Regions from separate parts of the Homo sapiens genome. Here all the other regions are linked to region 1. Evidence: chromatin loops called from intact Hi-C (ENCODE). Cell type or tissue: heart left ventricle. All regions are shown on one strand.

The links. A loop is a pair of places that touch in the nucleus more often than their neighbours do. Peaks named below come from ENCODE experiments on the same cell type or tissue, not always from the same donor. Only the 100,000 strongest peaks of a DNase experiment are listed, where the experiment ranks them.
Region 2: it touches region 1 in a loop (2.9-fold over the local background); 22 of 110 quality-filtered maps call a loop at or near these places.
Region 3: it touches region 1 in a loop (5-fold over the local background); 25 of 110 quality-filtered maps call a loop at or near these places.
Region 4: a loop joins it to region 1, with 6 times the contacts of the local background. A loop is called at or near these places in 49 of 110 quality-filtered maps.
Region 5: it touches region 1 in a loop (4-fold over the local background); 24 of 110 quality-filtered maps call a loop at or near these places.
Region 6: it touches region 1 in a loop (3-fold over the local background); 74 of 110 quality-filtered maps call a loop at or near these places.
Region 7: it touches region 1 in a loop (7-fold over the local background); 35 of 110 quality-filtered maps call a loop at or near these places.

The regions. Positions count from the first base shown.
Region 1 is chr17:68,758,082-68,762,081 of GRCh38, reverse strand. No RefSeq gene overlaps it. Among named protein-coding and RNA genes, the nearest start is that of LINC01482, 130 kb to the right of the region's middle. In heart left ventricle, CTCF peaks have their summits at 1,819 and 2,019; DNase peaks (open chromatin) are centred at 2,041 and 2,491; H3K4me3 peaks cover 521 bases; H3K27ac peaks cover 726 bases.
Region 2 is chr17:68,597,842-68,601,841 of GRCh38, reverse strand. FAM20A (FAM20A golgi associated secretory pathway pseudokinase) reads left to right here and starts at 475. Exons shown (of 11, transcript NM_017565.4): 1 at 475-1,579. The coding sequence starts at 1,176. In heart left ventricle, CTCF peaks have their summits at 1,312 and 1,514; DNase peaks (open chromatin) are centred at 631, 1,221 and 1,882; H3K4me3 peaks cover 3,350 bases; H3K27ac peaks cover 2,740 bases.
Region 3 is chr17:68,612,158-68,616,157 of GRCh38, reverse strand. No RefSeq gene overlaps it. Among named protein-coding and RNA genes, the nearest start is that of FAM20A, 13 kb to the right of the region's middle. In heart left ventricle, a CTCF peak has its summit at 2,007 (motif pointing right); no DNase peak of the experiment used is centred here.
Region 4 is chr17:68,464,076-68,468,075 of GRCh38, reverse strand. It overlaps a transcript of PRKAR1A not described here. Among named protein-coding and RNA genes, the nearest start is that of WIPI1, 8.6 kb to the right of the region's middle. RefSeq lists a silencer at 1,739-1,788. In heart left ventricle, a CTCF peak has its summit at 1,749 (motif pointing right); a DNase peak (open chromatin) is centred at 1,825; H3K27ac peaks cover 2,328 bases.
Region 5 is chr17:68,256,902-68,260,901 of GRCh38, reverse strand. It overlaps AMZ2 (archaelysin family metallopeptidase 2), which reads right to left. Exons shown (of 7, transcript NM_016627.5): 7 at 3,747-4,000. The coding sequence ends at 3,933. It also overlaps a transcript of ARSG not described here. Among named protein-coding and RNA genes, the nearest start is that of AMZ2, 11 kb to the right of the region's middle. In heart left ventricle, no CTCF peak of the experiment used is centred here; a DNase peak (open chromatin) is centred at 1,661; H3K4me3 peaks cover 962 bases; H3K27ac peaks cover 1,300 bases.
Region 6 is chr17:68,532,554-68,536,553 of GRCh38, reverse strand. PRKAR1A (protein kinase cAMP-dependent type I regulatory subunit alpha) reads right to left here. Exons shown (of 11, transcript NM_002734.5): 11 at 3,123-4,000. It overlaps FAM20A (FAM20A golgi associated secretory pathway pseudokinase), which reads left to right. Exons shown (of 11, transcript NM_017565.4): 11 at 1-1,438. Among named protein-coding and RNA genes, the nearest start is that of PRKAR1A, 22 kb to the right of the region's middle. In heart left ventricle, a CTCF peak has its summit at 2,270 (motif pointing left); no DNase peak of the experiment used is centred here; H3K27ac peaks cover 257 bases.
Region 7 is chr17:68,170,649-68,174,648 of GRCh38, reverse strand. All of the region lies in intron 1 of LOC105371870 (a long non-coding RNA gene), which reads right to left. Among named protein-coding and RNA genes, the nearest start is that of LINC00674, 71 kb to the right of the region's middle. In heart left ventricle, CTCF peaks have their summits at 1,847 and 2,063 (motif pointing left); a DNase peak (open chromatin) is centred at 2,058.

The sequences.
Region 1 (4,000 bases):
TTTGTGTTTATATTAGGAAAATATACCTAGCACATTCAATAGCAATGGAAATGGACAGTGAACAGTTGGAGTTAGGGAAATATTGAAATATCTGGCTGGATGAGTTGCAGAAACTAGAGATACACACCAATAAATATGTCCTCTCTGCTGTCTATAGAGATGACGTAGCTTCTACTTCCTTCCTTAGCAGACTCTCTGGGATTTTTTCCTCCTTTGCCATTTGAACAGAGAATCCCAGAGAAATCCAATTTCCCCCTTTTTCTTTCCAGCAAGAGCAAACACCAAGAGACTTGGCCATTTCTTATCCTCCTCTTCCGTGCTTTCTGAGTGTCTATAAAGGAGAGATTCTTGGTGTTTGAAGACCACAGATGCCTCCTTCAAAAGTCACATGAAGGACTGGGCCTGTGGGCCTCGTGGCTCATGCCTGTAATCCCAGTGCTTTAGGAAACCATGGTAGGAGGATCCCTTGAACCCAGGAGCTACCCAGGTGTTTGAGGTTACAGTGAGCTGTAATCATGCCATTGCACTCCAGCCTGAACAACAGAGCAAGATCGTGTCTCAAAAAAAAAAAAAAAAAATTACACGAGGTGAAACCCCAGAAAATTCATCAAAATATCAAAATAGTGTGGAGTCTTGTGGAGTCTTTTTTTTAAAAAACAGATTCAAATAGGAGAGCTATCCGGACTACCCATTCCTGCTTCTAACTTCTGCCAGAAGTACTGGACAGAAAAATACCAATGTCAAAGGACAAAGGGTGTCACTCCTGGGAAGGAGCTCTGACCAGCCTTTTAAACTTTGCCTTACCTTGCATGGCAAAGAGTTCTGATTAGAGAATTGCAAACACTTGCAGGCGAATATCCTGCAATAGCAACAACAGCAACCCTGGGAAAACACCCTATTTACTATGAAACGTATTCTACATGTCTTCGTTATGATGGTACTGGGGGAAGTCATACAATGCATATGGTAGGCTGGTAGCAACACATCAGAATCTAACCCAATGTTACAAGGAATATAACTAGAAATGGTAATGCACCTGGTCCAACCTGAAGTGTTGTTGAATCCATATTAATGAATCAAATGAAAAATTATTTATATCTGTTAATGTTCAAAAATATATTTTTCACCTATGCTAATGTTGCTATCAGTTATGGTTAGGTTTTGTTTGTTTGTTTGTTTGTTTGTTTGTTTGTTTTTGAGACGGAGTCTCGCTCTGTCGCCCAGGCTGGAGTGCCGTGGCACAATCTCGGCTCACTGCAAGCTCCGCCTCCCGGGTTCACGCCATTCTCCTGCCTCAGCCTCCCGAGTAGCTGGGACTACAGGAGCCCGCCACCACACCCAGCTAATTTTTTGCATTTTTAGTAGAGACGGGGGTTTCACCGTGTTACCAGGTGGTCTCAATCTCCTGACCTCGTGATCCGCCTGCCTCGGCCTCCCAAAGTGCTGGGATTACAGGCCTGAGCCACCACGCCCGGCCAAGAGTGATGGTTTATGTGTCGACTTGGGCTAGTACCAGTTATTTAACCAAACACTGGTCTAGATGTTGCGGTGAACGTATTTTGCAGATATGATTAACATCCAAAATCAGCTGACTTAAAGTAAAGGAGACTATCCTAGATAAAATTTGTCGACCTCATTCAATCAATTGGAGGCCTAAAGAGAAAAAAACTGAGACTTCCCAGGGAAGAAATTTTGCCTCAAGATGGCAACATCAACTCCTGCCTGAGTTTGCAGCCTGCGGCTTGTCCTACAAATTTCCAACTTTCCAGCCCCTACATTTGCACCAGCCAATTCCTTAAAATAAATTTCTCCATCTTATGCACGCATATGCTCTTGGTTCTGTTTCTCTGGGGAACTCTGATTGATTTATTACATTTTGCTAAAAAATAATTCCGGGTGTCAAGACACAACCCAGGCCTGATAGTGCTGCTTTTTGTTGCAAAAGGGAACCAGTCCCATTTGCTCCATCCCTCGGAACTGCTGATCATGTCAAGTAGGGCTCGGCAGTGCTCACACACAACTCAAGGTGGCGTTCATGCTCTACTAGAAAGAGCCAGGCTTCCTAGTTGCCGGCCACGCCTCACAGACTTTTCCCCTCAGATTTCAAGACAGCCCAGTGACTCAGCAATGGGAAAGAGAAAGCATAAAATTTGGACCGTGAATACTGCAAACATATCCAACACTATCAACAGGAAAATTCACTTTGGGAATGAATGCTTTCTTGGGAGCCCCATTTCTTTGGTAGGATTTAACCTACTCTAAGCAAATAGTCACTCGGACAGTCCTACAAAATCCCCCACATAATAGGAATATGGTTAACTCGCCATTTTGTCTTGTTTCTGCCTGCCACAAAAGCTAGGCCACCTACTCATTGTTCTAGATTTTCTTACTTTTCAAGTTTTCAGGGTTGTCTTTTGGAAATTTAAGCCCCTGGAGCCCGAGGGTGCTGCACGCATGCCTGCATGTTCATGCACACAGGGCATGACTCACCCTGACCCCAGGATGTCAGCTGCCCTACCCGCGGTCCTGGAGAGACAGACACTGCCTGTGCCTGCTCTGCAAACCCCTTGGTTAATCCTGCTGGTGGCCAGGACCATAACCTGCCATTAGGCCATGTCCTTGACCACAGAGTGCAAAACAGTTTAATGGTACAGGCTTGTTTAATCCCTGTATTGTTTTGCAAGATAAGTTTGAGATGTCTTTACTTTTTAAATTTCTGCTTTGCATGTGGGGAAACAGGACCAGATATGCTGAACGTAACGCAGTGATTCAGAATTAGAATGAAGGACTCTTACCTTCAGTTAAAGGTGCTAACCTCCCTAAATCTCTCCCACGAAAGTCTTCCCTTTTCCCCGCCACTGCTGACCTTCACCGTATACATATAGTATTTGCTTGTTTATTTTTTAGAGTGTACACATTTACATAAGCACACAGATCAATGTCTGTGTTCCTGCAGTTTTAAACCATGTGCCAATGGTGCAGTGTTACTGCCATGACCCGAAATTAGAATCTTTTACATTAGAATCTGACTTTTACAATATACACACAGTCTCCCTCTTAAAGATACATAATTCAGAATAGCAGGTGGAAAGCCCTGAGAAATCCTATCCAAAATAAAAAATGTAATTCTATTTAATCACATAATTTCTTAATTTACTTGAACAGAGATCATTTTTTTTGCACTGTACTCTTTAATTTAACATCAGTAACATTCCCTGTAGCACCCTTTTGGAAATGCTGAATAAAATTAGAATTTTTTTATAACATAAAGTTAGGTGTGTAGACAGTGACCACCCCTCCCCTCCAATAGTCCACCTTACTATGCAGAGGAATTTCAGAGTTCACAGAATTAGTCTTAGAGATAGTTGGATTTCTGTGGCTTCCCAAAGCATCCCAATGGTTGACAAAAGCCAAATCCCATAGCAGTTTTCTAATCCTGAAATTAAGGAGCAGAGATCAGCTTACGTGGGTTAAATAGCACTCTCTTGGACTTTGGATAGGCCCTTCCCTTCCTAAGCACACAGGCATCTCCCAAGGTCCCCTTGAGGCCCCTCCAGCTGTTCCAGCCTTGGCATCAACAGGTGACTCCCACTCCTAATCCTTTGGAAATGTCCTCCAGCCATTTTCATTCCCTTAATTCTTGAAAGGTGACTTGATTACTGGGATATTCCTAAAAATCCACTACATTTTTTACTTTTTTTTAATTTTCATTTTAAATTCTAGGGTATATGTGCAGGATGTGCAGGTTTGTTACATAGGTAAACAAGTGCCATGGTGGTTTGCTGCACCTGTCAACACATCATCTGGGTATTAAGCCCAGCATGCATGAGCTATTTTTCCTAATGCTCTCCCTCCCCACATCCCACTCCCTGACAGGCCCCAGTGTGTGTTGTTCTGCTCCCTGTGTCCATCTGTTCTCATTGTTCAGCTCCCACTTATGAGTGAGAACATGTGGTGTTTGGTTTTCTGTTCCTACATTAGTTTGCTGAGGATAATGACT
Region 2 (4,000 bases), 160 kb after region 1:
CCTTCCAAACAGGAAATCAGCAAGATTCTAGGTAAAACTGATACCTTACTTTTAAAGGTCAAGCTCTTTCCTTCACCAAGAGCGTGTTTCCTGAGCACCTACTATGTGCCAGGCATGTGGTAGGTAGTTGTTATGAATCTTGATGTGCCCTGCGCTCTGCAGGGGGGCGGAGGTGGAAGGGAACACAAAGAAAGAACAGATACCAACACTGCCACCCCCGCCTCCCCCCACCCCCCCCCACACACTCATTTGGCAAAGCTTACAGGAAAAAAAGGGTTTTAGGGGGCTTGTGGTGGTTTTTTTTTCCCTAAAAATAATAGAAATGGTAAAAAGAGGCTTCGGACCCCTCGCGTGAGTCCCTTAAAGTGACTGGATTGAGACCTGGGCAGGGAAAGTGGGAGGCCCGAGCGAGGGGGAGGGCGCAGGCAGTGGGTGGGTGACAAGGTGCAAGGGCAGCGCCGGCTTCGGATCGGGAGTTGGCCGTCAGCTGCGCCAGAGGCAGGTGCCAGCGGAGAGTGGGTGGGGGTGCCGGCGCCAGGCCAGGCTCGGGGAGGCCCCGCGCTACCTCTGCCTCTAGGAGTCCAGGCGCACAGACAAGCTCCCCGGAGCCGCTCCTGCTTCGCCAACTCCCCACTCGCGCCGCCCGTGCCAGCCGCCGGCACTGGCGTCTCCGCCGCCCGCAGGAGGAGTCGCGGGAGCACTAGCAGCCGCCGCCGAGCGACAGCATCCTCAGGAGAGACGCCCCGGGCTTTGCAGCCGGCGGCCTCCGTCCGCCCTCCGCGGTCGCCCCCCGCCCCGTCGCCCGTCCGCCCGCGGTGGCAGCCGGCGCCGGCGCCCCGGGGCCCTTCACCTGCCGCGAGCGTCCGGGCGGGCGGGCGCACGGGAGAAAAGGCGCAAGAAGCGGGCACCCCGGGAACCCCATTCCCTCGGCTCACTCGGCGCGGAGAAGCGACGCCCGCTGACTCCGAGAGCCCCGGTGCTCCGTGCACCTGGTCCCCAAGTTGAGGAGCGACACCCCTCCACAGGGGACTAGCCCGCGCGGGGAGCATTCCGGTCTCACTGACCCCGGCCCACCCGCGGGACTCCAGGCACCTCTTCTGCCCGCACCCCGCGACCCCTCCCGGGACCCCGGAGACAGCCGGCCTGCCCCCGGCGTCCCCCTTGGCCAGCACGCCATGCCGGGGCTGCGCCGGGACCGCCTACTGACTCTGCTGCTGCTGGGCGCGCTGCTCTCCGCCGACCTCTACTTCCACCTCTGGCCCCAAGTACAGCGCCAGCTGCGGCCTCGGGAGCGCCCGCGGGGGTGCCCGTGCACCGGCCGCGCCTCCTCCCTGGCGCGGGACTCGGCCGCAGCTGCCTCGGACCCCGGCACGATCGTGCACAACTTTTCCCGAACCGAGCCCCGGACTGAACCGGCTGGCGGCAGCCACAGCGGGTCGAGCTCCAAGTTGCAGGCCCTCTTCGCCCACCCGCTGTACAACGTCCCGGAGGAGCCGCCTCTCCTGGGAGCCGAGGACTCGCTCCTGGCCAGCCAGGAGGCGCTGCGGTATTACCGGAGGAAGGTGGCCCGCTGGAACAGGTGAGGACCCCGCCCGGGACGCGGGAGAGCGGGCGCTCTGGCCGGGGCCTCCCCGCGCCCCAGTCTCGAGTTTCCTGACGCCCCCGGCCCAGGGCTGCAGCGGCTCCACCCACGGCTCCAGCCCTGGCGCTGGGCTTAGAGTGTGTTCCCCACCCGAACCCCACCAGCTGTTGCAGACCTCACAGTCCAGTCCCGGAGTCAGATAGTACGAGGAAAAAGTTTCTATTGCAGCCGCACAGCGAAGAAACGCTCTCAGCCCCTTCCCCTTGAGCGCCTGGGTCGTCGTTGAGCCCCACTCCTGCTCCCTCGTCCACTCCCGCTCCCTCGTCCGCTCCCAAACCCCACTCTCTGTCCTGATGTGGAGGAAAGCTGCCGCTGGACTTCGGGTTTCCAGAATGAGGCCCCAAACAGGGTGACTCCAGAGCTAGTTGAAATTCAGCACTTAACTGTGCTCTTTGGGTAAACCTGGGCGCCTTCCAGAAAGCATGTTTCTCCCCAAAACCCAGTTCTTTCCCTTTCCTTATTCCTCTGCCCAGTTTCAGAGATCACAAGGGGGTCATCTGAGGCAGGAAGTAAATGGTCAGTTCTCTGCCGCAGCCACCCCATTGTTCACATTTAAAACGCGGCTTGGGCCCATCCAGCAAGTATTAGAACTTGAAGGCACTTTTATCGTCTTGTATGATCCTGGTGATTTGGACTGACTTGGATCTGCGGCTTGATGCTTCCACAGACGAGAAAAAAATCTTTCAGGGAATTTTTTAAACCCAAAGCAAAATACAGAGGAAAAAATATCAAATATATTTAGGATAAAATTAAGAATCTTTCTGGAAAAGGATGGGGGTGTTAGGGAAGGCAGCACGCTCATTACTGAGATCCCTTGCTAGTGGCAGGAAGCCTTCGTATGAGTTAAGGACTCTGTTTTGAAGTACAGAACTTGTCTAAATACCACTCACATGCAGAGTTCACTATCGCACCACACCCATCTCTTTACTTAATACAAGAGATTTCAAAGTAAGATGTCATCGGTGGTTTTATGGTCCCTCCAGAGGATGAGCAGACCATAAATCTCTCTTGAAACTCAGAGCTGGGCCAATTTAACTGTTTGCTCATTATTTTGTAATGCTGAGATTGAAGGGAGAAAAAAAAACCTTCAGAAATTTTTGCAAAGGAATAAGTTGAGTTGTTGGCTGAATCACTGTGGTGAATTTCAGTAGTAACTCTACGGCTCACATTTTATGTTAGAAAGAAAGTGATTCTCAATTCCACGTTAACTGTGTGCAGTAATAAAAGGCAGTTTGAGATTGCTTCTCAGACACTGTCATTTTCAATATTATCTTTATTTCGTCAATAACATGGAAGTCTGGCTTAGTGAACCAGGAAATTTTGCCCTTAGAAAAAGTATCTATATGTCTACTATGGATCTGAGAATGAGAGACTTTGGACAAAGTCACTTGCTTTTGTAAATGTGATCAGCATTCATTTAGTCACATTTCTGTGGTCTTAAACTTCCCGGTGTTACTTTGGACCCGAAGCAAAGTCCAGGGGAATATTATGGCAGAAAAGCAAAAATCTTTCTCACCAAACTGTTCTACAATCAGTTTTAAGCTTGATTTCTACACCATTATGTGTCAACAAAGACAAAAAAAACTCGCAAAAACACACATACTTTCTGACCAGAAATGATCTTGGTCATTTAACAGAAGATCAAGTGGGGGCTGGTGACCTTACTATATTCAGAGATCACAGAGTAGTTTTGTGTGGTTGCTCAAATGTGACATTTTCCCAAGTAAGGTTTGTGGGCCACAACAGGAGGACCCGCTGCACTTATAAATGTTAAAACTGGACCTCAGAGGCAGAGAACACTCTCCTTCCACCCAAACTGGATAGTAAATGTTAACATGAACATATTAATAAGCAGATGTGTTGTTACTTATATCAGGGTTAAAAATGAAACACAAGGCCGGGCAGGGTGGCTCACACCTGTAATCGCAACATTTTGGGAGGCAGAGGCAGAGGGAGGATCACTTGAGCCCAGGAGTTCAAGATGAGCTTGGGCAACATAGTAAGATGTCGTCTCAAAAAACAAACAAAAAAAATAGCCAGTGGTGACACATACCTGTAGTCCTAGTCACTTGAGGGACTGAGACAGAAGGATTGCTTGAGCCCAGAAGGTTGAGGCTGCAGTGAGCCATGACTGTGCCACTGCACTCCAGCTTAGGTGACAGTGAAACCTTGCCTCAGAAAAAAAAAAAAAAAAAACCATACAGAAGATTCATTAGCCAGGGTGAATTTGAGCCACACTCAGAGTTCTATTGTGAAAGGGAGTCACTCATTACCTTAAATGAGAGTGCTCCCTGCCAAATATGAGGATGTAGCAGTGCTGATGAAGACAGGGGGCCTGCCATTATGTGCAGGGTCGAG
Region 3 (4,000 bases), 150 kb after region 1:
GTGTTTTTTCTCGGATGACATTAGAATCTTGACTCCAACACTTGATATTCGGCCATGTTTTAAGATAGAGGTTTAAACTTCAGGTTTTGGAATAAATAAATAAATAAATAAATAAATTTTAAAAAAAGCTAGTCCCCAGAAGAGACTGGAAATAAAATATCTACTGCTTTAAGAGAAATAAAAAGATGAGTATGCCCTAATTCCAATGTTTTTCTGTCTTTCCTTTTGAAAAGATTGCCTCTCTAAATAAAAGAAAGATGACAGCCTTTTAAAATGCCTTTTATCCTCAGATCTTTTGACGTCACAGACCTTCCTATTTTAATGGAGCAGCACCTTCTAAGAATTCATCAATGAATCGTAACACAAAAAGGAAGGGGAAGAGGAGGTCCGGAGTGCAGGAAGATTCCAAACTGCTGTCCTAAATGGCAAGTGTTATGCAGACCACAAGTTTGCTCAATTCAGAGATGCCCAGAAGGCTAAGCGTGGATTTCTGGTTATCAGCTTCCGTGTGTCAGCTTTCGGCTGGGAGGTCTGTAGCTTACCCATAGAACATAAATTAACTTAGGTTTCTGTGTGATGACTTTGCCCTCCTCCTGAGGCTCTTTATTTTCTCTTACTGTTTCCTTCTCTGTAGTGCACACAACTACTTGGAGTTTGTGAACCATGGGTTCAATCATAACTTCAAGATGATCAAATCAGCATTTTTGAATGTAGTCTCTCAGTTTTCATATGCCAAGTACATTTTTACTTTCCTTTTATTTCTAAAGTAGTGTAAAGATCTTTGCATAAAAATCATAAAATACTAGTAAGTAAAAAAAAGGAAAAAGAAAATTCAGATTATTCATAAATCCCACCACCCAAAGAAACCAATGTAAAATGTTGCTATATATTTATTTATGCATGCAATGGGTTGAGTGGTACTCATCCCTCACCTCACCTTCCAAAAGATACATCCACCCAAAACTTGTAAATGTAACCTTATTTGGGAAAAGGGTCTTTGCAAAGACAAATGTAATTATGTTAAGGATCTCAAAATGAGACAAGTCTGGATTATCTTGTAGGCCCTATATGTAATGGCAAGTGTTCTGATTTCAGACTCCTGGCATCCAGAATTACGGAAGAGCACGTGTCTGTTGCTTGTGGCAACTTTATAGCAATTTGTTACAGTAGCCTGAGGAAGCTAATATATTTATTCAGTAAATATTTATTGAACGATTGTAACTCAGATATTATACCAAGGAGCTGGTGTATAACACACCAAACAGGCTGGGCGTGGTGGCTCACACCTGTAATCCCAGCACTTTGGAAGGCTGAGGCATGTGAATCACAAGGTCAGGAGATTGTGACCATCCTGGCTAACATGGTGAAAACCCATTGCTACTAAAAAAAAAAAAAAAAAAAAAGCTAAGCATGGTGGCAGGCGCCTGTAGTCCCAGCTACTCGGGAGTCTGAGGCAGGAGAATGGCATGAACCTGGGAGGCGGAGCTTGCAGTGAACCGAGATCACACCATTGCACTCCAGCCTGAACAACAGAGTGAGACTCCATCTCAAAAAAAAAAAAAAAAAAGAAAGACACCAAACTTCTCAAAGTTTTAATCTATGCATACATAGAAATATATATATAAGTATGTTTTTAATGGGTAATGATATGATTGTTATTAACACACCTTTTCCATCTAGTGATATAAACATCTTTTTATGAAAATAAATAAATACAGCTTAATCTTATAGATAAACCATTATTTTGCTCAGTTTTCAATTTTCAAACATTACACTTATTTCCATTTTTTTCTATACTGTAATAACCATTTTTTATCTAAATATTTACATACAACTTTAATGATTTCCTCAAATTTTTATAAATGGAATTCAGAAGTCAAAGTCTGTACCAGTTACGAATTTGTTGCCTCTCAGTTCCAAACCTACCTTTCTCTGTTGGGCTTTATGAAACTGGAGCTGGACCCTCTAGACATTCCTCCTTTACCAGTTGTCACAATAATAGGCTTTGTCAATAGAGGGCGCTGGAGGAACTCTGCAAGGCAGTAGTGGCAGGAAGACACTTCTCTGGGTCCCAGTCCTCAATTTTACTTCAGCATGGGAGCCCTGCAGCCTTCACCAACTAGCTCCAACCACACTATCAAGTCGCACTCCCCACCACCACCACTCTGTGGTTGTTTCCACAGTAGCTCTGACCATGGCCTCAGGCATCGGTAGCCCCTCCCATGGGCTCTTTGACAGATCAACATGGCCTGCTATCCAGAAAGTTTCTTCACCAACAGTGGCTGTTTTTTTCCAGTGGTAAACATGCTCTCTATAACGAGGTCTAAACTTCAGCCTTGGCTTAAGGGTAGGGGAACCCTCCTAGTCCTTAGATCCACTTTTCCTCAGCTTAGATGTAGCAGCTTCTTTTTTTAATTTTTGCAGCTGCTACTTCTAGATCCCTTTTACAGGTAGGTGTCTTATCACTTTTACTAGTTAATAATTCTTTTTATTAAATTTTTCCTTTTCAAATAATTGGTATGCTTTTCATCTCCTAACTGGATCCTGACTGATATAAAGTCTGTAGGCATTTACATTACCAAATTAACCTCCAGAACAGTTTCTTCAATTTACAATTCCTTCCCCAAGTCCTAGTCAATTCTGGATATTTTGTTGTTGTTTTTTTTTTTTTTTGCAATGAAAATGTGATAAGAAACAAATGATCTATTGTCAATTGTTTTAATTTGCATTTATCTGATTACTATTAAGGTAGAGGCAAAGCTACCTGAGTATATGTAGCATTGGAAGGAGTCATATCAAACCAACAATGGTTACCTGTGGGGAAGAAAATCAGATAGGGAAGAGGAAGAAGGAAGGGAGACTTTCACTTATTACTATAAAATTTTGTCTATTGTCCAAATATTTTAAAAAGAGAGAATATTCATATATTATTTGTAGAATTAAAAATAAATACATCATGAAGATATGGTGCTACTGAGTCCTCTGTCTGCCTAGATTCTACTGCTGCTAGTCAGAGTTACTGCCTTCCTTTGCAAAACTGAGCACTCAGCTTTGAAACTGGTTTGTCCAGACCTGATACCATGGGCTCCAGTTGTGTCCACTGACTTCTCCCTCTAAGGCTGCATCTAGAACATCAAAGGGAAGTGAGGGCTTAGCATATGTGCCTAGTTATGGCAACTATAGTTCCTGACTCTTCTGGGATAGATGACTTATGATTTTTAATACCCTGTTTCATGAGTTTGACCCTAAGTCCAGATTTCCAGTTCATAAAATATGGCCAGCATACATCTGTGAAAGAACAGAGGGAGAGTGTAGAAGCCATGGGGTCCATTTGCCTTTTCCTAGTTATCAAGTGAACACTGTGGAAGGTTGTGAAATGTAGGACTTAGTCTAACGCAGAGAAAGGAAGAGAGCATGATTGGTTCACCACAGACTTAGGCTGTAGTCATGCATCTATTTCCAAAATGATTAATCATCTTTTACACCTTTCATCCTTGCTTCCAAATTTAAAAAACAAAAGCAGCACGAAGAGAGTTAAGATGATGTCATTGTATCTGTCCCCACTGTAACTTATAATTTTATGATTCTTCATTTGTCAGAACTAAAATATCATAAAAATATAAATATTTGAAATTCTCCTTCCAAGACAGAAGAGTCCTTTAATTACGCAGCCAGCTAATAGACCTCCATCAGGCTGAACTGCATTGGGAATGGAGAGGGAGACAGAAGCCATTAAGAATGGAGACTATTGCCCTATGTATGAAAGGACTGAAGTGGGATGAAATAAAGAGAAGAGAACAGGCATAGGTGGGGAGGAGTTTATGGGAATTGGGGTGAGAGGGTAAAAAGGAAAAGGAGATTACAAAGCCTGAACTTTGTGGAGAGAGACATGTATTGTGGATGTTTAGAAAGGAATACTAACAATTGTATACCTCCATAATGTAATTCTCCTTTTCCATTCCCTCAAAAATTACTGAGTGAAGACCTATGTTAATTTTCA
Region 4 (4,000 bases), 290 kb after region 1:
GTATATCTATAAATTAGTTGGGCATGGTAGTATGTGCCTGTGGTCCCAGCTACTTGTGGAGGCTGAGGTGGGAGGGTCAGTTGAGCCTGGGAAGTCAATGCTGCAGTGAGCCATGATGGCACCACTGCACTCCAGCCTGGGTGACAGAGCAAGATCGTGTCTCCAAAACAAATGAACAAACAAAAACAAACAAACAACAACAACAACAACCCCTGCATAATAGAGATCCCCGGCCGAAGCTAAGCAGCTAAGTTTGGAAGCAATCATATCCCAGTGTACCTAAAGAGCTGGTGGTATATCAAGAGATTTTAGCTAGGAGAATGAAAGATAAGATTGGAAAGAACAGGCCAGGAAGGAAAGCCTGGGATCTGCTTCAGATATCGAGTTCTTGAACTCCCATTTGAGCTTCATAAAGAGAGAGCTCTGTGTTGAAACTTATTGTCCAGGTGTCAAGAGTGTGACCCAGAATGAGCACAGGGATCTTGAGAGTACAGTAGGGCTTTGACTCAGTGAGAATGCTGGGGCATCGAGCACTGGTTAGATGTCCCAAGGGTTTGCAGTTTGCAGGCATCTCATAAAACTTTAGTGTTCATGACACCCACAAGGATGGCTATAGTAATTCGGAAAACAAAAACAAAAAAACAGAAAATAACAAGTGTTGGCAAGGATATGGAGAAACTGGAGTCCCTGTATGCTGCTATAGGAATGTAAAATGGTTCAGCTGCTATGAAAAACAGTTTTGCAGTTCCTCAAAAAGTTAAACATAGAATTACCAGGTGACCCAGCAATTCCACTCCTAGGAGTTCAGAGTGTTCTCAAGAGAATTGAAAACACGTACCAAATAAGTACATGTATGCACATGTTCATGATATTCACAATAGCCAAAAGATGGGAACAACCCAAATGTCCCTCAGCTGATAAATGTATAAAATTGTGATATGCGTATTCAAAGGAATACTATTCAGCCATAAAAAGAAATGAAATACCGACACATGCTACAACGTGGATGAACCTTGAAAACATTCTGCTAAGTGAAAGCCAGACACAAAGGGCCACGTATTGTGTGATTCCATTTATATGAGATATCCAGAATAGATAAATCCATAGAAACAGAAAGCTGACTGGTCATTGCCAAGGGCTTGGGGAGGAGGGATGGGTAGTAGCTGTTTAAGGGGTACAGGGTTTTCTTTCGGAGTGATGGAAATGTTTTGGAACCAGATAACGGAGGTGGATGCACAACCTTGTGAACGCACTAGATGTCACCGCGTTGTTCACTTAAAAATGGTTAACTGTATGTAAATTTCACTTCAATAAAAAATTACTCAATATAATTCTCCACATTAACATAAGATAGGAGAAAACATGGTTGGGCACGGTGACTCACGATTGTAATCTCAGCACTTTGGGAGGCCAAGGGGGGTGGATCACTTGAGGCCAGGAGATAGAGAGAAGCCTGGTCAACATGGCAAAACCCTGTCTCTACTAAAAATATAGAAATGAGCCAGGTGTGGTGGCAGGTGTCTGTAGTCCCAGCTACTCGGGAGGCCGAGGCACTAGAATCGCTTGAACCTGGGAGGCAGAAATTGCAGGGAGCCGAGATCGCACCACTGCACTCCAGCCTGGGTGACAGAGTGAGACTCTGTCTCAAAAAAAAAAAAAAAAAAAAGAGAGAGAAAACATAAATAACATTTCAATACAAGCAGAAAGGGTGTGTACTGGTGGGAAGAAACACTTCAGTGTTGTTACAGTGGACTCCAGCAGGTGGCAGCAATTAGGCATCAATCACAAGGGCCTTCATCAGCAGAAACAAAAATCCCTATGGGCAAAGCCTAAAAGGGCAGGTCCCCGCACGTGCGAGGCATTTCCGGGGACTCCCAGTAATTAATAGGAAAGGCTTTGGAGGGAGCTGTATGTTCTATAAAAGGTAGAGGAAGAAGCCGGTGAAATTTGGGTAAGTGATAACACAGGCCCATTTGCACGACAGGCCCATTTGCACGCAGAAGTCAGTAAGGTCAGGGGAAACCCAAGTTACACTGACAACCAATCTCCATGCTGACCTGCCTCTCCCAGTTCCCTCATGTAATAGGCCACTGAGTCCTATACATTCTACCTCCACCCACAGCAAGCACCTAAGTTCCAGTGTCTGACTTGAATTGACATACCAGCCTCTCACCTGGTCTCTGCCCCCATCACTCGCCCCTCTCCGACATCCTCTACTGCTGCTGTAGGGAGCTTTCTAAGATGCAAGTCTGCTTTTGTGAATCACCATTGCCTATACACTCATCACAGCTCAAGAAAGCTGAGACAGGCCGGGCGCGATGGCTCATGCCTGTAATCCCAGCACTTTGAGAGGCCCAGGCGGGTGGATCACCTGAGGTCAGGAGTTCGAGACCAGCCTGGCCAACATGGTGAAACCCCGTCTCTACAAAAAAAAAAAAAAAAAAAAAAAATTGCTGGGCGTGGTCGCGCACCGCACGTCTGTAATCCCAACTACTCCAGAGGTTGAGGCAAGAGAATTGCTTGAACCCCGGAGGCGGAGGTTGCAGTGAGCTGAGGTCACACCACTGCTCTCCAGCCTGGGCAACAGAGTGAGACTCCATCTAAAAAATAATAATAATAATAGAAAGCTGAGACAATGTGCTTTGTTTTGCCCAGAAACAATCTGGTCTGTCTCCAGACATCTGTGCATTGCCCAAGAAAGTCCAAGGAGGCTCCCAGCAGAAGGGAAGCGTATTAAACCCTCATCAAGCCAAGAGATCCCATAGTACAAATGTTCAGCCAAAAATGTTAGCAGCAGAAGGGACCAGATAGACAAGGAGTAACTTATAAAAATAACCCGGCCGGGGCCGGGCGCGGTGGCTCACGCCTGTAATCCCAGTACTTTGGAAGGCCGAGGCGGGCAGATCACGAGGTCAGGTGATGGAGACCATCCTGGCTAACACAGTGAAACCCCGTATCTACTGAAAATACAAAAAAAAAAAAATTAGCCGGGCGTGGTGGCGGGCGCCTGTAGTCCCAGCTACTCAGGAAGCTGAGGCAGGAGAATGGTGTGAACCTGGGAGGTGGAGCTTGCAGTGAGCGGAGATCACGCCACTGCACTCCAGCCTGGGCAACAGAGCAAGACTCCGTCTAAAAAAAAAAAAAACCCACACTTCCTCACCCTTTTCATTCTTAAAATGCTGTTTTTGATTGGTATACAAGACAGTTTTGGGGGGATGCAATGTCTTTAGACTCAGAATTTCATAATAGGAAGTGATCATTTTGTCCAGCTGTTCTTACACCTCGTTCTATGAAACGCTGGGCTCTGATAACACCTACAGGTAAAGTATAAGAGGAATAAACCTTTTCAATGTTAGGTGTTTTTTTTGTTTTTTTTGTTTTTTTTTTTGAGACAGAGTCTCGCTTTGTCGCCCAGGCAGGAGTACAGTGTGCGGCGGCACGATCTCGGCTCACTGCAACCTCCACCTCCCGGGTTCAAGCGATTCTCCTGCCTCAGCCTCCCAAGTAACTGGGACTACAGGCACGTGCCACCACACCCAGCTAATTTTTGTATTTTTAGTAGAGACGGGGTTTCACCGTGTTGGCCAGGCTGGTCTCGAACTCCTGACCTCACGATCCATCCGCCTCGGCAATGTCAGTTTTATTAACTTCCTGCAGCAAGAGGGTGTGCACATCAAGTGAACCATGAGGCATCTCAGTAAGAGGCTGTGGGAAAGGGCTTTTTGCCAGGTTTGTGTTAAGTTATGCTAGGAAGGGAAAGGTAGAAGAAACAGGAATCAGGTCAGGAATGGATGTGTTGTGAAGCAGGTGGTTTCATCATCGGATATCTCAGAAATTTTTGTTCAGCAAGTGGAGAAATCGAGTGGGTCTGGGAGAGGCTTTGATAAGAAAGGATTAGATATGCCAATGTCAGTAATTTTGCAGCTACAGTGTGGCCTTGGGTTAAACACAGTTTTCACCTGGCCTTGTGCTGGCCTTGTTTATGACTGTTGGGAACATT
Region 5 (4,000 bases), 500 kb after region 1:
CCTCAATAGATTTTGTTTCAACTATTTTCCAGTAGACTTTTTTTTTCCATAATGCTTTCTTTTAATGCCTCAACTAGTCGGAAGAGCTTTACTAAATATTGCAACTCTTGGCCGGCCATGGTGGCTCACATCAGTAATCCCAGCACTTTGGGAGGCCAAGGCAGGCAGATTGCTTGAGCTCAGGAATCCAGACCAGCCTGGACAATGTGGAAAAAACCCCATCTCTAAAAAATAAAAATAAAAAAAATACACGGGGCATGGTGGTGCACACCTGTAATACCAGCTACTTGGGAGGCTGAGGTGGGAGGACCACTTGACCACGGGAGGTGGAGGCTCCAGTGAGCCGTGATCATGCCACTGCACTCCAGCCTGGGCAACAGAGCAAGACCCTATTTCAAAAATAAATAAATATTGCACCTCTCTTTTTTTGGTACTAAGGCAGAAGTATATAGACTGATTTCTCCAACTTTGAGCAACCCCAGATGACTCTACTTGAACAGAAAAGAAATTGACAGTTTAATCGTGTATAATCCCTTGTAAACAACCCGGGGGAAAAATGGTTAGGTTCTGGTTGGTGATATTTTACTTCAATGAGGTCATGCAGCACAGTGAAAACAACGAATAACTCAACATTAGGGAGACTTGGGATCTGATCCCATTTTTGCCATTGGTTAAACAACAAGCAAGTTTACTCGGCTGCTGCAGGCTTGTGTCCTCATGCATGAAATGGACTAAATAATCTCCACATTATTAATGCTTTACGACTCTGCTTTCCAAAAATGGAAATGCATTTGAAGACAATACCAGGCCCTTGAAAATGAAGACGGGAGGGTAAAAAACAAGCTGCAACAGAGAACAGTATCAAGCTTTTAAAGAAACAAGTTAACACCGAAGCCAGAGGCCTTTAATGTAGACATTAAACGGTGTCTACATACACCCTTTCAGCTTGAATGTCAACACCGGCTGTACTGACAGAAGATTTACATGACCTTTTCCTGAAATAAGCCTTCCTCTCCTAGTAACTCAATACCACGGGTACATTTTTCCAGGTACACTAGAGTTGGGTACTGGTCTAGAGCTGCACTGTCCAATACAATAGACACAAGCCACATGGGGCTGTTGAGCACTTGAAAATGTGGCCAGTTGGAAGTAAGATGTACTGCAAGTGTAACAAACACACGGGAATTTGAAGATGGTACAAAAAAAGGACATAAAACATTCAGCATTGATATTGATTGAAATAATATTTTGGATGCATTGGATTAAACAGAATATACTATTAAAATTAACTCCACCTGCTTCTTTATGCATTTGCTAATACGACTACTAGAAACATCAAGCTTACATATGTGGCTTGTATTATATTTTTGTTGGACGGTGCCACTCTAGATATCAGAATCTACAAAGTGACTGAGATTCAAACTCTTCAATGAAGCACTTTTTAAATGCTCTACTTGAGAATTAATTCCACTCACTGCTCTGCTGCCGTCGCGGTCCTGACTTTCCAAGGCTGTGCCCAGAGCGCGGCACACGTGGCTCTCACACAGGCAGGCCTGCACGGCACGCAGCAGTGGAGGAGGTTACCCTGGGTCGCTGACGCCAGGGGAAGCCAAGCGACCGATCCCACACTTCTGAGCCCCGCCGGGGAAGTCCCCGGGCGCGGAAACAGGTGGTGCGCCGGCGGTTCGCAGCTGCTGGGCCCGCCGGCCTGGGCGCAGCCGGGGACAGCGACGCGTTTCCTGCCCGGGAAGGGCCCGAGCGCAGGGCCGGCTATAGCGGTCCCGCAGCTGCCTGCTTCGATTTTAGCACTGCTGCTCCCAAGAGGGAGCAACGCGGCCCTCTGTCCCTCGTAGGGCTTGAAATGTAAATTATTCATATCAGGGGAATGTGTGCTTCAAAAAGCAAGCTGGACAAGAACCGACGGGTAATCCTCGACAAATTCTTCTACTTAACCCTCACCATTAGAAGTCTGAGGCCTGAAAAATCTCTTGACCGGAGAGATACTAACTCCACAGGTGCCCAGGATCAGGATCTATGACATAAATGAAAAACATTCCAAATTCACTGATTTTTAAGAGTATTTAGATAGTAGAAAATTATTAATTCTCTTTATTAGCTCAATACTTTGTTCAGCCAGCATTTGCAGAGCAAAATCTGCGTGGATTTATTTAGTGAAAATTATCTTTTAAAACCACAAAGATTTAACCATAGTACATAAAATTTAGTTGCAGTAAGCAAATTATATTTTTAAGCTGAACCCTAAGAAATTATCCAAAAATATATAGTTATACACAGCACTTATGATTGCTGAACAAATGAATCATATAAAATTTATGTTTAGTTCAATTTTTAGCAAGAGTGAATGACTTCTTAGATGATTTTTCTCCTAGTCTCATAGTGCAGTGTAGACACAAATGGACCTTATTTATTCAACTAGGCAAATCTTAGTTCAAAAGAGTTTGTGACAAAGGCTGACCTACAGGACTAAAACCGTGCTTGCCTTGTAGGAAAATAAAAAAAAATGTAATCGAATGGACAATAATTTTTTAAATACATTATTCAAGGAGGAATAAGCCCTGTAACAGAATCCATAAAACACCATGCTCCATCAGTCTCTTTTTCCTAATAGAATGACCAAGTATTCTCTCCAATTAATTTTAATAGCAAACCACCATTTTCTAAAATGACTTAAATGGGTTCAATCAAGTAGAATGACTCCAAGGGAAACCACTGACTCAGATATGAAATGTGCCTTACATCATACTCCATACATCAAAGACTATACTTTCAGGGATCATTTCTATACTTTGTTACATCATACTGCATACATCAAACAATGAAGAATCCAGGTTTCAAATTACAAATACATATATACCTTTAAGTCTTACCCTCAAGGTAAGATAGGAAAGTGGGAAATGCTGTCTGCTCACTGATATTCCATAAAATATTCACTGTAATTTCTGGATTTCCAAGATACATCTATCTAGCAGAGGTGGTTTGTCAAGTCTGAGCTTTTCCACCTGTCCACCCCCGTAGCAATGGGGCTGATGTTCACACCCTGCAGACCATCATCAGCATTCATGGCACCCCGACAGATAACCCCATTAAACTCTCTCCCTGACTCAGGTAAACACTTCACAATGTAATGTGAGGAGGACATTATTACTGAAATAAACCTGAAAGCCGCTCTAAATCTATAGAAAAAGTGCAACACTCACAAATATAAATACCATTACACACTATTTGTAAGATCCCTCATAAATGACTATGTTATAGCTGAGACCTGCAGCGGAACTCCCACCACCAAATGTTGTGGTAGTGTAAGGACCATTGTTATTTTCACTTGCAAATATTCCTGATAGGTCATATTTTAAGCTGCTAAAAACTGATACAAGCTGTTCATTCTTTCAGGGATAAGGTGACAACCAGCAAGAGAAAAAAACAAGGTAATGCACTTGAGACAGTAAGGTAGGCTCTCGGAAAAGGAGGGCTGTGGTGATCAGAGCCCACGGACGTCCAAAAATGTGACTTGGCTGGGCCTAAAAGAGGGGAGCGGCTCTTCTAAAAACAAAATCACCCCCTGGAAATTATGTTGGTTGGTTCCTTGGGGCATTGAACGGTTCTTTTTCAAGTTATTTACTTGCTCGTTACCGCCAGTCCCAGCTTTCTTGGGAGACCTAAACATATTTGGGGAATGGAAATAATGTGCTTGCTGCCACAGACCAGGCCAGTAAGATGAGAAGATAAAGAGTTTCTAGAGTTTTTATTATTCAAAATGAGTTTCATTTCAATTCAGGTACTTGAAAGAAGGTTCTAGTCTGTTACTTTGACACAGCACAAGATCAGTAGTTTATTCCAATGAAGTATTCCACCCAAATGAAAGCATAACATGCAAGTAGTTATTTATTTCAATCACTCCTATTTGAAGGTCCTCATTTTTGGAGAACAGCCAGGCATTTTATTATCCACTCTTTCCATTCCTTAAAGGCTTCCACGGGTT
Region 6 (4,000 bases), 230 kb after region 1:
GCCCTCTAGATGCCCCTCCCTGTGACGGCTGGCTCAAAAAAGACTAAGTCAGGTTTTTTATTGAAGCCTCCCTTAGAAGAAAGTGTAGTAGGGATTCCTTGTCTCCTCTACCTTCTCCCTGACTTGTTGATATCTGAAACTCCTTTTAATAGGAGGCTTTGTTTCTTATTCCATAATTAATGACCGAAAACACAAAGGACAGTAAGGTCTTCATTCCATGGAGTGACTAGTCAGTCAACAAAAGTAAAAATGCCTCATTTCATCAAATCAACTTTTCCAGTAAAGGCCAGAGTTCAAATACTGTAAGCATGAGAATAGAATGGAGCTGTCACTAAAGAGAGTACAAGGTCAAGAACCAGAAATGTCTCCAAGCTTTCTGCAGTGTGAGCAAAGATAGCCTCGACTGGACAAATAACACTTCTGACCCCGTGGTACCCCCACATGACTGGTATGCTGCCCCTGGACTTTGTGTCTCTCTAAAATCACTACCATTCACTGAGATCTGACCAGGTGAGGCACTCACCAACGCTACAGAAGCAACACACAGGTTTCCAATCCTCTCAAACACAGATACAACCCCCATCCTCCAATGTGCATGGAAGAACTTTAAATCTCAGAGAGAGTAAGCAAAATCACACAATTTAGTGGTTTAGACCTATTCCAAAGTCTTCTTTTCACTGTAACACAAAACCCAACAGTATCCCACCCAATTTATGAAGTCAAATTTGTTTGCTTAAAAAAAAAATCAGCTGGGCATGGGCTCACACCTGTAATCCCAGCACTTTGGGCCTAAACAGGCAGATCGCTTGGTCTCAGGAGCTCGAGACCAGCCTGGGTAACATGACAAAACCCTGTCTCTACAAAAAAATACAAAAAAAAAAAAATTTTTTTTTAAATCAACTCTTTAACAGAGAAACCTTAATCCCAAAGATTTCCTTAACTGTTGTGGCCCTACTGCAGCATAGGGCTCCCCACTTCATTCACTGTCTCTCCTGCTTCAAGATGTTTCTTCCCTGTGGATGAAGAACCAGGAGATCACACACAGAAATGGGAAAATATCTGGGTAAAAACATTCAAAGAATAGCACAAAATGGTTTGGGACTTCCAAATAAGACTCTCAGGAAAGCAGGCTACAGCTCTACCTCAAAACCCGCCACCTCCTATAACGAAGGACTGGTTTTCCAATGGCCTATATACACATTTTGCTGCACTCTACAAACAGAAAGCAATAGGCTTGAATTTCACCATGATATGTGGTACACCTACCTTATTATTCACTTATCTTTCAACCTTCCATTACTTTTTGATTAGTAACAAAATTAAGACTCATTTCTCAAAAATATCAGAAAACCAACCGTTTCATTCTTACTCGAGTTCTTCCAGCATGTTCATTTTGAACTGTTTACCTCCCATGAAATAAAAAGTCTCTTGACTCTGAGAACTTTTCAAGTTACTACTGACAGCAAACTAAAAAATGAACGGGAACTGTACTGATGGAAAGAGGCATTTGGAAGAATTCGTTTTAGCCTTCTCAAAAGCCAGGAAGACAATATGAGTTTGAATATTACAAAAAAATTAGTCATTCTCTTACGAGTTAGTTTTATGTTCCATAAAGTCACCACAAACACTGCATTGGCAAATACTGAACATTGCTCCTAGGGGAAATACAGGGTTAGGTTGCTGGGAGTCTCTAGTTACATTTTTATTGACCGATCAATACATAATCTTGCTGTGTGCGTGTTTTATGTTAACGCATGTTTAAGACACTTTATTTAATATATACTGATTCATTAACATTGTACTCATGGCAAACAGCACTGTAACCCAGACCTAAAAGAAACATCCAATATACATATTTTCTACATATGGCACAACACAGCCTTCTTTCACTTAGGAACACTAGTCAGCACTTCATCACTACACTTAGGGGCTTTTAATAGTGAAATCACCAACAACAAAAAAAATACAAAAATGCAAAAAAAAAAAAAAAAAAGGCACTAAAAAGACCCAAGAAAAGGACACTTATTCACAGTATGAAAGATGAGCATCCCTTTGTTCCACCTCAGTTGGGAACATGTGTGTTGGGAGGCTCAAACTTTTCACTTCCCAGCTCATGTCTGCAAAAGCCCTGTGACTATTGATTTTGGGGTTACAAATAAAGTTTAGCAAGTAGGTAAATTACAAATACAGAATCCATGAATGATAAGGATCAACAGTTAACTCATTTGAGATTAACGAAGATTAAAAAAAGCCCACCATCTAGTGGCAACCTTTAAAATCACACAGCTACTTAAGCAAAATTGGCAGAACTTTCACAAAATGAAAAAATCTTACTCAGTGGTTTTGGTTTTAGGTGTAGTCCAGATGAAGTCACAGCTCTGAACTTATGTCAAGAAACAAATGTTAGCGGTACATGTACATAACAATGCTGCTTTCTATGTAAAAATCACATAGCATAGGAAGGAAGAGATTTAAGAAATTCACATAGCTACAGCGTTTACTGATAGCTATTATAATAATACCTTTGGGAGACGGGCACGCTGGCTCACACCTGTAATGCTAGCACTTTGGGAGGCTAAGGTGGGCAAACTGAGCTTAGGAGTTCGAGACCAGCCTAGGCTACATGGCAAAACCCCACCTCTACTAAAAATACAAAAAACTAGCTGGGTGTGATGGCACACATCTGTAGTCCCAGCTATTCCAGAGGCTGAGGTACAAGAATCACTTGAATCTGGGAAGCAGAGAGGCTGCAGTGATCATGCCACTTCACTCTAGCCTGGGTGACAGAGTGAGACCATCTTAGATAGACAGATCGATAAATAGACAAATAGACAGATAAAAACGTACCTTTGGGGACAAATTAAATGGTTATCTAGCCATTGCTTCTTGATGTTGTCTTAGCCCATCTAAACATACACTGCCAGGGCCTAACATAAGTACAAAAGGTTCAGCTATTATTTGTGGTTAGAGATAAAGTAGTATGAAGAAAACTGACATGCTACTTCAATTTTTAAATGTCAATATTTAAATCATTAAAAAATAAAAGAAACAAAAAAAAGAGTCTACTTGGGCCACTGTTTAGAGAGAATTCAACTATAACCAGGACTGTCAACCCAGAGAAATTTTCTTTAGTTACATTTTATTGTGACTCTAAAGGTTTCATACTCCAGAGGACGGGGGGAAGGGATTACTGAATCTAGAAAAGGTACACATGTTCAAAGCAACACAATTTAAAGAATGCTCTTCTAACATACAACATATCTCCAATTTCACTGGATGTGAAGAAATACCAATACACTAATGAATACAACTTAATCATCTCACTCCTCAGAAATCTAAGAGCATCAGAAATAAGGCTTTATATATGAGGCTTTATATATGCAAAATATAAAAGTATCCCTAAGTAACATTAAATGTATATATTAAATTTAAACCAAAGAGTATGCTAATCTAGAAATGATGTTTCCCCATTAAGTCTGGGAAAGTTCCAAGGCCACAGAACCAATCTGTCTTCAATCAAAAGGAAATCTTTAGCTTTTGACTGAATTTTTTTCTTTCCATGACTAAGTAAATAAATCTGCTACATCTCAATTACCCTTTAAGCAAGATTTTGAGATCCACTCTTTGACAAACTGAAAAGCACTGAAAATAAACATTGCTCTTTCAAAACACCGATCCCATAATTCACTTTCCCCCTTTTCATTTTTGCCCACCCGAGTAGACTTTCGGGGAAGGACAGAGAGAGGAAAGACGGAAAGGAGAAAGGGAAGAAAAACTGATTCATTTAAGAATTTAAATTATTTCATCTCTTTTTATTACTTGACCTACCATTAAGACAATCTATAACAAAAAAAGTATATTAGCACACATGGTATAATCAGACTGGTAATCAGGAAGCAATACAAAACGGTCCTTTGGCCATCTATACTTTCTAGAGCAGTAAATCTCATAAATTCACTTACCAAGCCCAGGAATAATGACTTTTAAAGCCTTGAATATC
Region 7 (4,000 bases), 590 kb after region 1:
TTTTGACATAAAATAGTTGGAAATTTGAACACTTACTGAATATATAAAGATATTAAAGAATAATTGTTTTAAGAAAGACAGAGAGAGATAATGTGTAACCAACCCTTAATAAAGAAAAACCAAGCAGCCTATCTATTATTAGAGAAGTCTACAGGGTATGCTGGGAGTCCTAACCCCGGCTCGGCCATCAGTGTGCTGTGTATGTGGCCTTGGCTGAGTCCCTTTCCCTGCCCAGACCTTGATTTTCCCATTTATGAAATGAAGGAAGGGACCCAAGGGGCCTGTTTAACTCTGGCCTGCTTTTGCTTTGTCTTGTCACGGGCAGCCATGGATCCTTTAATTCGGGGCTTGTATCAACACCACCATGCGTCCACAAGAGTATAAAATGGGCAGAAGAGTGCTTGATGGGCACAAGCCCAGAGCTGTTGGTTTCTGCAGAACCCAGAACAGGAAGGGTCACCTCCCTGAGGCATCTGGAGTGGAGAACCAACTGCATAATCCCAGGTAGGCTGAGTCAAAGCCAAGGGGAAGGAGAGAAACTGCTGGAGGACTTCCTCCCACAAAGCATGGGCACGTGTTATCTACTCACCAGGATGCTTCGACCTTGTTCTGATGCATGGGGACTTCTGGTGAGTTCCCTGGGCCTCCATCCTGGTCTGGTCACCTTCTCAGGACTCCAGTTGAGTTGGGCTGTGTTTGACAAACCCTTTTAAGTGAGTGCAAATAAACAATGTCACTGGATTCCTGCATCACTGACCCCTCAGTTCCATGTTGCTGGCCTCTGCCCACCTGCCCTTCAGACACTGTCATCATGAAAGTATCATCCTTAGCATGGAAACTCACACACTGTAAATGCTCCATGTAAAGTGGTGAAGGGGTGGAGAGGGGAACCTCCCTCATGGACCATCACAGATGCTAAACATTCTCTTGAAGCCTGACAAGCTTTCTCCAGAAAGCTGAACTACAATACCAACCATCTGCTACCAACACCAACGAGTGTAACACATGAACTAAATAATCGAGAAGGACACTTCCGTTTAAGTGGGTACTACAGAGCAGTAGCGAGGCCCACGTGTTAGTGTCAAATCTGGATGCAAATCCTTGCACTGCCTCCTACCAGCTCTATGACTTTGGGTGTTTCTTAACCTTTCTGCAGCTTATTTAGTAACAATGCTGTGAAGATGAGATGATTCCCTTCATACAGTGTTTGGCATCATGCCTCACCCACTGGGAGGGTTCAATGTGTGTCCACAATTATTTTTTTTGAGACTGGGTGTCACTCTCACACCCAGGCTGTGGTGCCATCATAGCTCACGGCAGCCTTGAACTCCCAGGCTCAAGGGATCCTCCTCCCTCAAGCTCCTGAGTAGCTGGGACTACAGGCACGCACCACCATGCCCGGCTAATTTTTGTAATTTTTTTTGTAGAGAAGGGGTCTTGCCATGTTGCCCAGGCTGGTCTTGAACTCCTGGGCTCAAGTGATCCGCCCACCTTGGCCTCCCAAAGTGTTGGGATTACAGGCGTAAGCCACCACACCAGATTCTTTAGGCGTTTCTTAAACCTCTCTGCAGTTAATTTAGTAAGAGTGTTGTCAGCCAGGCACGGTGGCTCATGCCTGTAATCCCAGCACTTTGGGAGGCTGAGGCAGGCAGATCACTTGAGGTCAGGAGTTTGAAACTAGCCTGGCCAACATGGTGAAACCCCATCGCTACTAAAAATGGAAAAATTAGCCGGGCGTGTTGGCACTCGCCTGTAATCCCAGCTACTCAGGAGGCTGAGACAGGAGAACTGCTCGAACCTGGGAGGCAGAGGTTGCAGTGAGCTGAGATAGTGCCAACTGCGCTATAGTCTGGGCGACCTCCCTGTGCTCCTGGTGTTGGGGGACCAACAAGATGGAATCAGGAGCCAGAAACCGAGTCCCAAGTCTCAGCTCTAACTGAGTATTATGGGGGTATTAACGCCCACCTCCCAGGATAGGGAGCACAGAGCAGGGAATTCTTAGTATTGAAACCCTGAAACGCCGACTTCCTGTACATGAGTCGCTGCTGTCCTCTAGTGGCCACTGGATAAATTGCACAGCACGCTGGCCTGAAGAAGGGGAAGTGGGAGATGCTTTTCCCCACTTCTGAATCTACCTGATGCTGGGGTTCTCAACCATGCTCCACTCATGACTTCCTTCTGAATCTACCTGATGCTGGGGTTCTCAACCATGCTCCATTCATGACTTCCTTTTCATAAAATGTATTTTGTATAATTACAGTAATTTTTAAACATTTTAGGCAGATTTACTGAGGTACTGACATATAATAAACTGTGCATATACCGAGATTACAATTTGGTATCTGACCCTTGGTATACAGCTCAAATCATCACATTCAAGATAGTGAAGATATCCATCCTCTCAAAAAGTTTCCTCATTACCCCCGGTGATCCTGCTTTCTGCCCTTTCTACTTCCCCATCACCCCCAAACAACTACTGATCTGCTTTCTTTTTCTTTTTTCCTTTTTTTTTTGAGACGGAGTCTCGCTCTGTCACCCAGGCCGGAGTGCAGTGGCGCGATCTTGGCTCACTGCAAACTCTGCCTCCCAGGTTCAAACAATTCTCCTGCCTCAGCCTCCCAAATAGCTGGGACTACAGGTGCCCGACACCATGCCTGGCTAATTTTTGTATTTTTAGTAGAGACTGGGTTTCACCACTTTGGCCAGGCTGGTCTCGAATTCCTGACCTCATGTGATCCGCCTCCCAAAGCACTGGGATTACAGGTGTGAGCCACCATGCCTGACCCTGATCTGCTTTCTGTCATCATAGGTTAGTTTATATTTTCTAGTGCTTTCTAGACATGGAATCATACAGTGTGTACTTTTTTTTGTCAGGCTTCTTTCACTCACCATAATTATTTTGAGATTTATCCATGTTGTTTTGTGTGCCAACAGTTCATTACTTTTTAAATTTTTAATTATAGTTTTTGTGGGTACATTGTAAGCGTATGTATTTCTGGGATACCTGAGATGTTTTGATACAGGAATGCAGTGCATAATAATCACATCATGGAAAATGGGGTTTCCAGACCCTCAAGCATTTATCCTTTGTGTTACAAACAATCCAATTATATACTCTTATTTTTATTTTCATTTATTTATTTATTTTTGAGATGGAGTTTCACTCTTGTTGCCCAGGCTGGAGTGCAGTGGTGCTATCTTGGCTCACTGCAACCTCTGCCTCCTGGGTTCAAGCATTTCTTCTGCCTCGGCCTCCCAAATAGCTGAGATTACAGGCACGTGCCACTAGGCCCAGCTAATTTTGTATTTTTAGTAGAGACAGGGTTTCACCATGTTGGTCAGACTAGTCTCGAATTCCTGACATCAGGTGATCCACCTGCCTCTGTCTCCCAAAGTGCTGGCATTACAGGCGTAAGCCAGCATGCCCAGCCATTAGTTATTTTTAAATATATAATTAAATTATTATTGATTATAGCCACCCTATTGTGCTCTCAAATACTAGGACTTACTCAATCAGGTTTTTTTTTTTTTTTTGGTACCCATTAACCATCCCCACCTCCCCTCATTACTTTTTATTGCTGAGTTCTATTCCACTGTATGAATGTACCACAATTTGTTATTAATTCAGAATGATAGTAATTTAAAAAATCAATATAATGCCCTAACTAGAATATACAACAGAACCTAACTCAAAGGCGAGTTCTGTATAAAGGCTCAGGGAAGCTGGGTGTGATGGCTCACACTTGTAATCCCAGTGCCGAGGCAGGTGGATCACTTGAGTCCAGGAGTTCGAGACTAGCCTGGGCAACAGAGCCCCTCCCTCCTCAACCTCTACAAAAATTTTAAAAAATTAGCCAGGCTTGGTGGTGCAGGTCGGTAGTCCCAGCTACTCAGGAGGCTGAGATAGGTAGATCACTTAAGGCTAGGGATTTGAGGCTTCAGTGAGCCGTGATCGTGCTACCGCACTCCAGCCTGGGCAATAGAGTGAGATTCCCCCCAC